Linked DNA regions of Homo sapiens: regions 2, 3 and 4 are each linked to region 1. Evidence: chromatin contacts called from ENCODE Hi-C or POLR2A ChIA-PET data. All regions are on one chromosome and are shown on one strand. The core of a region is the stretch at or near the end of the contact, and the rest is flanking DNA. Distances in the headings are between cores, read along the strand shown.

The links. A loop is a pair of places that touch in the nucleus more often than their neighbours do. ChIA-PET counts read pairs that join two places held with the same protein, here RNA polymerase II (POLR2A). Pooled maps may share reads with other maps.
Region 2: a loop to region 1 is called in a map of CD8-positive, alpha-beta T cell, with 5 times the contacts of the local background. The contact joins the promoter of EVL here to the promoter of BCL11B in region 1. A Hi-C loop is called at or near these places in 3 of 168 maps with a recorded cell type or tissue (CD4-positive, alpha-beta T cell, CD8-positive, alpha-beta T cell and naive thymus-derived CD4-positive, alpha-beta T cell) and 11 of 50 pooled maps. POLR2A ChIA-PET finds 5 or more read pairs at or near these places in 3 of 52 experiments (activated CD4-positive, alpha-beta T cell, activated naive CD8-positive, alpha-beta T cell and naive thymus-derived CD4-positive, alpha-beta T cell).
Region 3: a map of A673 shows a loop between it and region 1 (7-fold over the local background). The contact joins the enhancer-like site here to the promoter of BCL11B in region 1. A Hi-C loop is called at or near these places in 2 of 168 maps with a recorded cell type or tissue (A673 and mammary epithelial cell) and 3 of 50 pooled maps. POLR2A ChIA-PET finds 5 or more read pairs at or near these places in 1 of 52 experiments (MCF 10A).
Region 4: a loop to region 1 is called in a map of naive thymus-derived CD4-positive, alpha-beta T cell, with 6 times the contacts of the local background. The contact joins the promoter of LINC02914 here to the promoter of BCL11B in region 1. A Hi-C loop is called at or near these places in 2 of 168 maps with a recorded cell type or tissue (both naive thymus-derived CD4-positive, alpha-beta T cell) and 6 of 50 pooled maps. POLR2A ChIA-PET finds 5 or more read pairs at or near these places in 2 of 52 experiments (T-cell and activated CD4-positive, alpha-beta T cell).

The regions. Positions count from the first base shown.
Region 1 is chr14:99,270,883-99,273,495 of GRCh38, forward strand. It overlaps BCL11B (BCL11 transcription factor B), which reads right to left and starts at 1,315. Exons shown (of 4, transcript NM_138576.4): 1 at 279-1,315. The coding sequence starts at 336. RefSeq lists a silencer at 1,162-1,241.
Region 2 is chr14:100,064,107-100,066,719 of GRCh38, forward strand. It overlaps EVL (Enah/Vasp-like), which reads left to right and starts at 1,316. Exons shown (of 14, transcript NM_016337.3): 1 at 1,316-1,405. The coding sequence starts at 1,395. RefSeq lists enhancers at 790-839, 1,190-1,279, 1,330-1,409, 1,460-1,599, 1,980-2,059 and 1 more.
Region 3 is chr14:98,497,018-98,499,630 of GRCh38, forward strand. No RefSeq gene overlaps it. Among named protein-coding and RNA genes, the nearest start is that of LINC02914, 210 kb to the right of the region's middle. Within about 2 kb of position 1,299, at least 2 of the 41 ENCODE cell types and tissues checked have a DNase peak (open chromatin) inside an H3K27ac peak, as active enhancers do; they include A673 and mammary epithelial cell, where a contact is called at or near this core.
Region 4 is chr14:98,710,310-98,712,922 of GRCh38, forward strand. LINC02914 (long intergenic non-protein coding RNA 2914) reads left to right here and starts at 1,304. Exons shown (of 3, transcript NR_161369.1): 1 at 1,304-1,477.

The DNA.
Region 1 (2,613 bases), core at 65-2,564:
TCCAGCCTGCATGCCCCCTCCCCGGCCCGGAGCCGGCTCCGCAGGCCCCCGAGCCCGAGGCGCGTCCGGCTGCTCGGCGCCCCAACTCCCCGGGCTGCAAAGAAACTTTCCTATGGCCCCCGCCCCCCGCCATGCTCCAGGCCGACGCCGTAGACTCTGCCAGCCAGCGGGCGGCCCCGGCGCCTGGCCAGGCTCGGCTGTTCCGGGCTCGGTGTCCCCAGCCCCAGACGCCCGGAGCCCCATCTCCGGCCCCTCGCGCGCACTCCGCAGACACTTACGGGTGATGAGCTCCCTCTGGGACAAGTGCTGCGGGTTGCCCTGTTTGCGGCGGGACATTGCCCCGGCATCTATTCTGGCATCGCCCGGAGAGCTGCACTGATGGGGGGAGCCGGGGGAGGGGGTCCGAGCCGCCGCCGCGCCGCTGCCGCCGCTGCCGCCGCCGCCGCCGCCGCCGCACCTCCTCCTCTGCCCGGGTTGGTGTTTTTTTTCCCTTCCTCTCTTTCCCTCTCTTCCTCCTCTTCTTCTTCTTTATTTTGCTCTTTCTTCTATGCTGTTTTTTGTTTTGTTTGCAAAAAGAAAAAAAAGGGAAGAAAAGCAAGAAAAACCTCTCGATCTAAAATAAGAAAAAGAGGCAAAAAAAAAAAAAACTGCTGTTGCTTTCCGCGGACTGGCTGGTTTCTTTAAAAATATATTCTTTCGAAGGAAAAAAAATCTCTTACACTTCTTCAAACTGCTTGGCCTCTTGCACTTGCAAATGTCTTCTTGAACTTAAACTGGGTTTTGCACCGGCTCCTGACACTTTCTTTCAGGGTCTGGTAGGTGGAAAGCGCACTTCTACCAGGAGGGGAAAAAAAATGCAAACAAATAAAAAAATAAAAGAAGAAAAAGCAAAGGAAAAAAAAAAGCAAAGAAAACTTGGGGACTTGTCTCGTACCCCCTCACCCCGCCCCCTCAAAAAACCCAAAGCAATGTAAAACTGCCCCGGTTCGGTTGTTTCTGGGTTTTCTGCGGGCTGCCTGTTTTTGTTTTTGTTTTTGTTTTTTCTCGGAGACTGACCCTTCCGAGGCTCTGGGGGGACACCAGGAGAGGCTCCTTCCCAGTTCACCTGGCAGGCTGGCGCCGGCCGGAGGGGCTGCCGAGTCCCCGCGAGCGCTCCCCAGCGCTCCCCTGGCGCCGCGGGCCCGGGGGGAGCGGGGCGGAGGGGCGGCTCGCCCAGTGCGCCTGGGTCGGTGCGGGCGCAGACTGGGAGCTATAGATTGCAACGTGAAGATGGCGGAGTCCGGGTTCTCTGGGAGCTCTCGGTCTCTCTATGGCTGGGGCTGCCTCTGTACAATGGGATAAAATTCAAGTTCAAGTGCGGACGTGACGTTTAATCTGCACTAGAGACAAAAAGACCCAGAGAGTCGGAGCACTGGGGGCGACTAGCGGTGGCTTTTTAACATTGTACCCTGTAAGAGAACAAGAAAGCACACACAGAGACACACTCGCGCGCGCGCGCACACTCACACACACACACACACAGTCGCCAGTTGCGCACACCCGCAGCCCAAGCCGGACACACGTGCAAACCGCGTTTTTGTGCGCTCATCTCCCCCGAGCCCCGGCTGCGCAACAGCGGGAGGGGGTTGGGGGGGGCCACTGGGCAGCTTATTTTAAAATAAAAGAAAAATCGTCCTTATATCTCCTCCATCCTGGGAGCAGGACCCCCTGAGAAGGGGGGCGGGGTGCTGTGTGAGTGAACTAAATTGAATCAATGCAAGTCTCCACCCACCCAAAAGCTCTTTCGGACTTGGACTTTGGGGGTGGGGGCGTGGACTGTGGAAAAGGGTTGGGGTCGACATGGGAGTTGGGGGGACAGTAAGAATCGCTTCGTTTCCCTGGAAAAGTCGCTTGGTAGTTTTTACTTTTGTTTTATGGTCGCGGGCGGCGAGGGGAGGGGAGTAGATGTTGGAGTTCAACTTCCAAAAAGTGTCTCCATATAAATCCTGGTATTACAGACTCTGGGAGGGTGAGGATGACAAAATAAACGACACTAAGACAACAGAATCAAGAGCACGTGAGGGGGTGAGAAGTGTTTGAGACCTTGTTTGAGTCCCACTTGGAAAAGGATTTTCACTCAAATCTTTGTCCCCTCCCCTCACCTTACCCCGATTAACTCCTGGGGTCAAACACGACCCCACCTCCTAAACTGGGTCTATGGCAAGCGAGAGGGTAAAGGGACCGGGGCGCTCCACGTGGGAGAGGGACTTGGACTTGCCAGCCCAGGAGTAGGTGTGGCCAAATCTCCGCAGATACTCGGGTGGGTGACTCCAGGAGGCGCCCCTGACAATCACAGCAACCTGGAAGTCACACCCCGCCCCCCGCGCTCCTCGGCCCAGGGTAGGACTTGGAAATGCCTGTCAGACTGGGAAGGACGCAGCTGCCTTGTCAGCCGTTTGATCTCCAACCGGCGAGGACAAGAGGAGTTGTGGGGCCTCTCCGTGGCCCGGGGACAAGGCCAGACCACGGCCCCCGTGGACACCCCCCATTCCCCAGGCTGTGGCCAACTTTGTCAATTTGATGACCTGGCCTCCAGGGCTGGGCGCGCCACGCGGCTGGCCTCCTCTCCCTTCT
Region 2 (2,613 bases), core at 66-2,565, 790 kb after region 1:
TATCATTAAAAGCCTTTTAAAATGCATTTTTAGCATTCAAAGTGCATTCATCTCTCCAATTAGAACTGATACTTCTTTTGTACTGTACTCTGTACAGCTGTTTTTCACTATATCAATAATATTTTAATGGATCTATTAAATATTTGCTAACATTATCAACCTCTTCTTTTCTAAACCATAAAAGTCCTTTAAGGACAAGTACAGTCGTTCTCAATTTTTTGTCTGTGATTTCTAACACAGTGCATGCTTCTTAGTGAGTTCTCAGTAGATTTTGAAAGAAAGATTGGACTGGATCTTACCTTCATGAGAACCCTGTGGAGATAGGCAAAATAAGTATAACCCCATTTTACAGTTGAGGCCACCCACTTAATAAACAAGTGACAAAGCCAAGTTTCCAGTATTCCTCAAGTGTTTTCCTTTCAGGCTCTAAATTGCTGACTTAAATGTCATCATTAGAGAGAGTTGTCTCCTCGGTAGAAGTACAAATTTTGTTCCAGAGTCAAATATGAAGACTTGATCAGTGGCCTGGCGCGGTGGCTCACGCCTGTAATCTCAGCACTTTGGGAGGCCAAGGCAGGCGGATCACCTGAGGTCGGGAGTTCGTGACCAGCCTGACCAACATGGAGAAACCCCGTCTCTACTAAAAATACAAAATTAGCTGGGCATGGTGGCACATGCCTATAATCCCAGCTACTCAGGAGGCTGAGGCAGGAGAATCGCTTGAACCCAGGAAGCTGTGGTGGCGGTGAGCCAAGATCGTGCCATTGCACTCCAGCCTGGGTGACAGGAGTGTGAAACTCTGTCTCAAAAAAGAAAAAAAGACTTGATCAGCTTATAGCCTTTATCATCTAGTCTTCTATTCTCTGGAGAGTCAGTGGGGACTCTTCCGAGTTCTTGTAGCCTTTTCTTAAGGCCTATAGGAAGTCATCTGTGCTGAGCCTGCACTTTCTATAACAGATGGAAAACTGAAGCTCAGACATCTTAAGTGGCATTGACTTAGACTATAGAGCTAGTTAGTGGGGGGCCAGCACCATGACCTGGCCCCTACCTCCAGCAGGCTTCACCCACCCTTGCACCCTTGCAGGAAGCACTTAGAGGCTTGAGGTTGCCAGCTGTGGGGGGTTGGGCCTGTGCAGTGCCTCTCAGCCGCCCACGCTGGTGGGGCTCTGCAGTGTTAGCTTCTTGTTTCTCTATTTTCTACCTAGGTTTCAGTTTTTCACTTGGGTTTGTTTCCCCTTTGTCTCTGGTTCAGCTTCCTTTTCCTGTTTGGTTTTAAGTAGGCTATAAAAATCAAGTTGCTGTCTTCAGAGGGTCTGTGGTCCTCTGATCAACATAGGCTGGTGGGAGTACAGGACTCGCCTCCTCAGGGTTCCCTGTGCTGCCACTTTTCAGCCATGGCCACAAGGTGAGTATTGGAACCAGTGCAGGGGACAGAGGGATGTCAAGAGGAAACCTAGAATCTTAACGGTGAATGGGCTGTAGAAATTATCTCAGGTCCCCTTAGTATACTGATCGAGAAGTCCATGACCAGAGGGCAGGGGGCTTACATGAGGTTACACAGCAGGTTAGTGACAGTCTGCTCCCTCTCTAGCCGCTGGTCTTTCCATTACACAGGCCTGTGTCTCTTGATGCCTGTGACCTTTAATGGCTTCTGAGTCAAGGACTTACTTAGAAATTAGCACCTGCCTCTCATTATAGGGAGGAGGGTCTGAGCCATCTAGGGGAATTGTTGTTTAGCTCAGAGGTACATTTGGTGAGTCCTGGCCCTTCTCTCTAGAATGACCCGAGACTGGTTGTTTTTTCTAAATATAGGCAGAGAGGGTTCTTTTTATGATAGGAACTTCATGAACTTAATAGCAAGAGTCCTGACCCTCCACTTGAGAGACTTGTGGACTTAGGCTATTGCTGTTGAGCACATGTGTGAATACCAGCCAGTCTACAAACCGCACTCCTCATTGAGATTGTTCTCTCTAAAGGTGAGATTACATTTTGGACCTGCCTCTCCCCTGCCCTACAACTCTGAAAGATTATAGATGATAGGACAGACAGACTTTTATCCTGTGGGGTTTGGGGCATTTGTTTGATTGACTCATGACAGCTTTGTTTTTTAGCATAAAGTAACAATCCCTCACTTTGAAAATTATTTCACAATTTCCAAAGTGCCATTTCGCCAGTTTTCTTATTTGAATCTTTTAGCCGTGTTAGATTGATGAGAACGCTGTCATCACTCCTGTTTCGTAGCTGAGAAAACCTCTGAAAAGTTGTGGGGTTTGTCCAAGGTCACATGGCAGGTTGGGGAAGGAATGGAACCAGGGTTTAACGAGGTTGGCCTCATCCGGTGGTTTTCGCAGCACGCTACACAGGCACAGAAGCAGCTTGCAGTGAGTTGTTAAAATTGACGTGGTGATAGGTAGAACTTGTCCAGGGCTGCTTATTTTCCAGTTGGCTTTATTTCTGATCCTGTCATTTTAGTAACTTTCCTTTAACTTTAGAGGACTCGTGAGTGGAGCTTTAGAAAACAGAATGCTTTTCATTTCAAAGGCATATCAACTTCCAAAGTCATTTTCAGTTGTAAATTACATTGTGAAAACTTCTAGCAGCTTATTCTACCGT
Region 3 (2,613 bases), core at 49-2,548, 770 kb before region 1:
CAGCTACTCAGGAGGCTGAGGTAGGAGAATCACTTGGACCCATGAGGTGGAGGTTGCAGTGAGCAGAGATTGTGACATCGAACTCCAGCCTGGGTGACAGAGCGAAGAGGTAACATTTGCATCAGGCCTCTTTGGAAAAGTCAGAGCCTTCTAGGCAAGAAAGGAGAGGGAGAAAGTTGCCGGCCAAGTGATGAATAGGAATAAAAGTCCTAAAAATACAGGTAAGTGATGAATCCAAGGAGTTTTCCAGGAAGCTGCAGCCTAGCGAGCTGGAGCAGATACAGGAGAACATCGGCAGGAGAGGAGACTGACGTGGTTGGCTATCTGTGGGAAATAACAACTTCTTTATTAATCATGAAATAATATATACTGATGGATTTTTTTAAGATAGAAGAGTGAAAAATGATGTGTTAAGTTGAAAGTACCTCCTCAATCCTCCCTTCCCAGCCAAAATTTTGTTGAGGAGGAAACAACAGTTCCCTGGGTAAAAAGTTCTACACAGGTGTCATAGAAGATGTGTGTGTGTGTGTGTGTGTGTGTGTGTGTGTGTGTGCATGCACGCTTACAGATATAAACCTTATTATATTTAATGTTGTGAGGGGATGTTTAAGCACAGGTGTGACATAATCAGAGATGTACTGTAGAAAATTCTCAAGGGTCTCAAAAGCCACTGAACAAACAACACACAGGAGCTTGGGTGGAGACTCGCGGGGCACTGCAGGAATGTCTGGTTCTGTTAAGCCCTGTCCTTGGTGCTTGTAATAGCTTTCTCAGACCCAGAGTTTTATGAAATGTCTCTTACTCGTCTTTTTTTTCCTGCTGTGCTATTTACTTTCATTCATAGAGTAGCTTCAGTTCAATAAATGATGTGTTTGCCATCAGAACAATTTGATTCTCGTTCTAATTATAGCAACAAGCTGCTTCCCCTAAGCATATTATGGGTGTTTCATTATTTTAAATTGTTATCTTCCATATTAATTACAGAAACAGTTGATCTTTTCTGATAAGCAGGCAGCTGCAAATTCCCTTTTTATGTCTCATTGTAATAGGTGAAGCATCAGGTAAAAATTAAATCAAATCCTAATGCAAGACATGCTGAAAGCACATTTGGGTTGCAATCCATTGCCTCCATTTGGCTGGGACTTGCTGTTTTCCAGAGGCACAGAGCTGCCTGGCTCAGCCCTCAGGCAGGACACACCCTCCAGCTAGCTTGGTGCTGCTGACCAAGATCTCATAAAAGCCTCCTCCCCAAGGAAAATGAATAATTGATACAAGGAGTAAATCACCTCCTGAAATGGGGAAGGCCAGAGAGACAAATGACTCCCTGTTTTGACCCATAATTGGGGCTGTCACTCACTGGAAGGAGAGGGCAGGGTGGTGGGACATCGGTGTTCTGGGAAAGCCACTCCCTGCAAGGAGAGAGGCCAAAGGCTCAAGTGACTCAGCTTAGATGTTCCTGATTATGATCAGAAGTGGGGACAGGTGGGGCCATCCCAATTCAGATCCCAGAAGCTTGAATTGCCCAGACACGTCTCCAGCCTTCCCCTTCCTGGTGAGGACTGGTCACGTGTCAAGGCCAGCCTCAGGGGCAAACGCAACATGCTTCTGAAGTAGTGGCCTTTATTTGATGTGGAGTGAGCCGGGCCATTGTTCGCCCTGCACTTCCACCTCTGACTTATTTATGTGTACTCCATCTCAAGGTGTTGAAACCAGATACCAGAAAGGTAGGAGAGAGGAAGAAAAGAAAAAGGACAGACACAGAAAGATGTAGAAAAAATAGAAAGATGAAAGGAGGAAGGAAGGAAGGAAGGAAGGAAGGAAGGAAGGAAGGAAGGAAGGAAGGAAAGAAGGGAGGGAGGGCGGGCAGGCGAAGGGAGGGGAGAGAAGAAGAAATCCTATAATACAATGGGATGAAGAATAGATAAAGAAGGCAAAGTGAAGGAAGACAGACAGGAGATTAGTGAAATAAACAGAGAGAAAAATTAGTTCACAGAAACATATGATAGTACTTCATAATTGTTAAAGTTGAGTTAAAAAATTAACTCTGAGCTCTCTAGTAGCTAAAGTAAAGAAGAAAACAATCAGTTGTGAGAACCAGATAGGAAATATATAACAGAAGTCACCCAGAAGAATTCAAGTCTAAAATAAATTTATTAAAGATGTCCTCATAAAAAGGTGTGAGTTGTGAGTAGAATCAATGATATCCCCAACTGTCAATTCTACAAGATAAGCCTATTTCTTAACACACCTATGTCAAGCAGAGGTTGTAATGCAACGTTCAGCTACATTAAAGGGCTTCCATGAGGAAAATGCTGCAGAACCCTTAGTGGTCTGAATTAATTTGACTTTGAATAAAGATGAAGTCCAGGAGGCGTTTGTGGACCATTTGAGATACTTCTGCTGCGTAGAATCACCAGAACATGCAAAAGAGATTCATGGAAAAGCCTGCACTTCAGCGTCTTTGGAGAGCAATGGGAGAATACCTTAGTTCAATGTCAGTGTGTATGACATGGTGTATGTATTAGTTCAGTGTGTATGTATTAGTCAGTGTGTATGTATTAGTTCAATGTCAGGAAAGCAATGAAAAATATTCTTCCTGCATAATGTGAATAA
Region 4 (2,613 bases), core at 54-2,553, 560 kb before region 1:
TATTACTTAATTATTCTTCTGGCATCTAATATTCCTGATGAGAAAATGATGTTAATGTTCATTTTCATTCCTTTGCAGAAAATGTGTGTGTGTGTCTGTGTGTATCTGTGTGTGTTTGTGCGTGTGTTTCTGTGTATGTTGCGTGTGTCTGTGTGTATCTGTGTGTATCTGTGTGTGTGTCTGTGTGTAGCTGTGTTTCTGTGTGTATCTGTGTGTGTGTATGTGTGTGTCTGTGTGTATCTGTGTGTGTCTGTGTGTGTGTGTTTGTGTGTGTATGTGTGTGTCTGTATCTGTGTGTGTATCTATGTGTGTGTGTCTGTGTGTATCTGTGTGTGTGTGTCTGTGTGTGTCTGTGTGTATCTGTGTATGTGTGTGTGTGTGTTTTAATTTTCTCTCATAGCTTGTAGAATTTTCTTTTTACTCTTTATGTTTGGAGGTTTTTCTAGACGACATCAGCCAGTTCTTGGAATATCTAATTGGCACATTTGTAGAGGTCTCCTGTGCTCTCTTCTATTCATTTGCTTTTCCTAGAAACCCCACTGAACTTGTGTCACAGGGCCACCCATCTTCTATGTCTCCTAATTTTTCTAATGTGTTTTCTCTTTGTACTGCTATGGTCTTGGAGGTTTCATCTGTCCAGAACATCTTTAAAGGTACTTTTGTGATTTTCAAAAATTTATTTTTCTTTTTTTTTTTTTTTTTTTGAGACGGAGTCTTGCTCTGTCACCCAGGCTGGAGTGCAGTGGCGCGATCTCGGCTCACTGCAAGCTCCGCCTCCTGGGTTCACGCCATTCTGCCTCAGCCTCCCGAGTAGCTGGGACTACAGGTGCCTGCCACCAAACCCGGCTAATATTTTTTGTATTTTTAGTAGAGACACGGTTTCACCGTGTTAGCCAGGATGGTCTCGATCTCCTGACCTCGTGATCCGCCCTCCTTGGCCTCCCAAAGTGCTGGGATTACAGGCGTGAGCCACTGCGCCCACGCAAAAAATGTATTTTTATATATGGAATTTATCACTGCCTTCCCTAACTTTCTGTTATTATTTCAAGACTTCTTTTCCTCCAGAGCCTTCTTTCCTCCTGCCATGGTTGCTTTCTCTCCTTTCTTTCAGGATATTAAAAAATGTTTCACGTGTCTTTTCAGATTCTCTAAGTTCCCTTCTTTTCACCAGTTATATAGTCCTCTGTGCTGTGTTTTTGTTTGTCTCACTTGGGCTCTGTCTTCCTCCAGTGTTGTGTAATTCTTAGTTGTGAGGTCATCACCACCCTGGGTGATTTCCTTTCTTTGAATTCCAGGAACCCCCAAGATGCATTATCATGGCTGTAAACACAGGTTCTGCACGTGTCTAAGTTCAGCCCCAAACCCACATGAAGAACTTATTTCCAGACAGCTCCTACTCTTATGGTGGCTCCAGACCCTGCCCCATGCAGAAGGCACTTCTCAAGTTCCAGGACCAGGGCTTCAGCCACAGCACTCGGTAGGCAGACACAGAGCTGATACAGACTCTAGAAATGAGTGGGGGGTAGATTTTCAGTCCCCACTGCAGGTTTGCGGTCCTTTGCCACACCTAGATTGCCAGATGTGGTCCCCTGCCCCTCCTAGGACCTGAAACCCTCGACACAGCCTTGTGCATGGCTCTCAGCTCTTTTCCCGGCACCCTCTTGGGCCCTAGTGATTCAGCCCCTAGTAACCATCCCAAGCACCCTCCTTTTCAGGAAATATTTCCATTTCTGGTATCTGTAGATTGCCCATTCTTGTTTCAGGGCCCTGCTATGTAATTAGTATGGCTTACTAATATTATTCCTATCTTCCTTATGTGTTCAGAGAAGTGGGGGAAAGTTGTAGTATTTATTTGGTGCACCATTCTAAACTAAAATTCTCACTGCTTTTTGAATACAATGGAGTAATCATATCCATCTCTCAAGATGGCTTTAAGAACCATATGAGATAAATGCTTTGGAATCCATAAAGTGTCTAAAATATAACAAATATTCATTATTCCGTTTTACATTGCAGCAAAACCCCACAGATACAGTGCCAATGACAGAAATTAAGATTAACTGGGGGCGACACAGATTTCTGTGAATGCCAGTGCTGTCAGATGCTTCCTGATAGTACTTTCTAGAGTAAAAGAACTTCGGGAAAAGTAAAAGCAGCAAATGGTAACACCCTCATGGAGATCTCAGGTACATACCCGTGCATTACAGGATGCAAGAGGCCCTGCTATAAAGGCACTAACCTTACTTTGTTTAGTCATATTTCCAAAACACATTGATCATGAAAGCCTCTTTATGATGTGCAAGAATGAGCAAATCGGGGACTTATTAAAGAGTCTTGATTTTCTGAAAGACTGAATTATAGAAGAGTTCTAAATGGGGCTTTACTGAGGCACAATACAAGCGATAGACCTCACTCAAAGGCAGTCTCAAAATATCATATGAAGTGGTATATTGAAATAATTGCAATCCAAAATATTAGGTTGGTGCAAAAGTAATTGTGGTTTTCACCATTAAAAGAATGGCAAAATCACGATTACTTTTGCACCAACCTAGTAGCTCACTTTATTTAATAATGCGTCATAAGTAAGAACTTGTTTTACACTTAGGAATGACT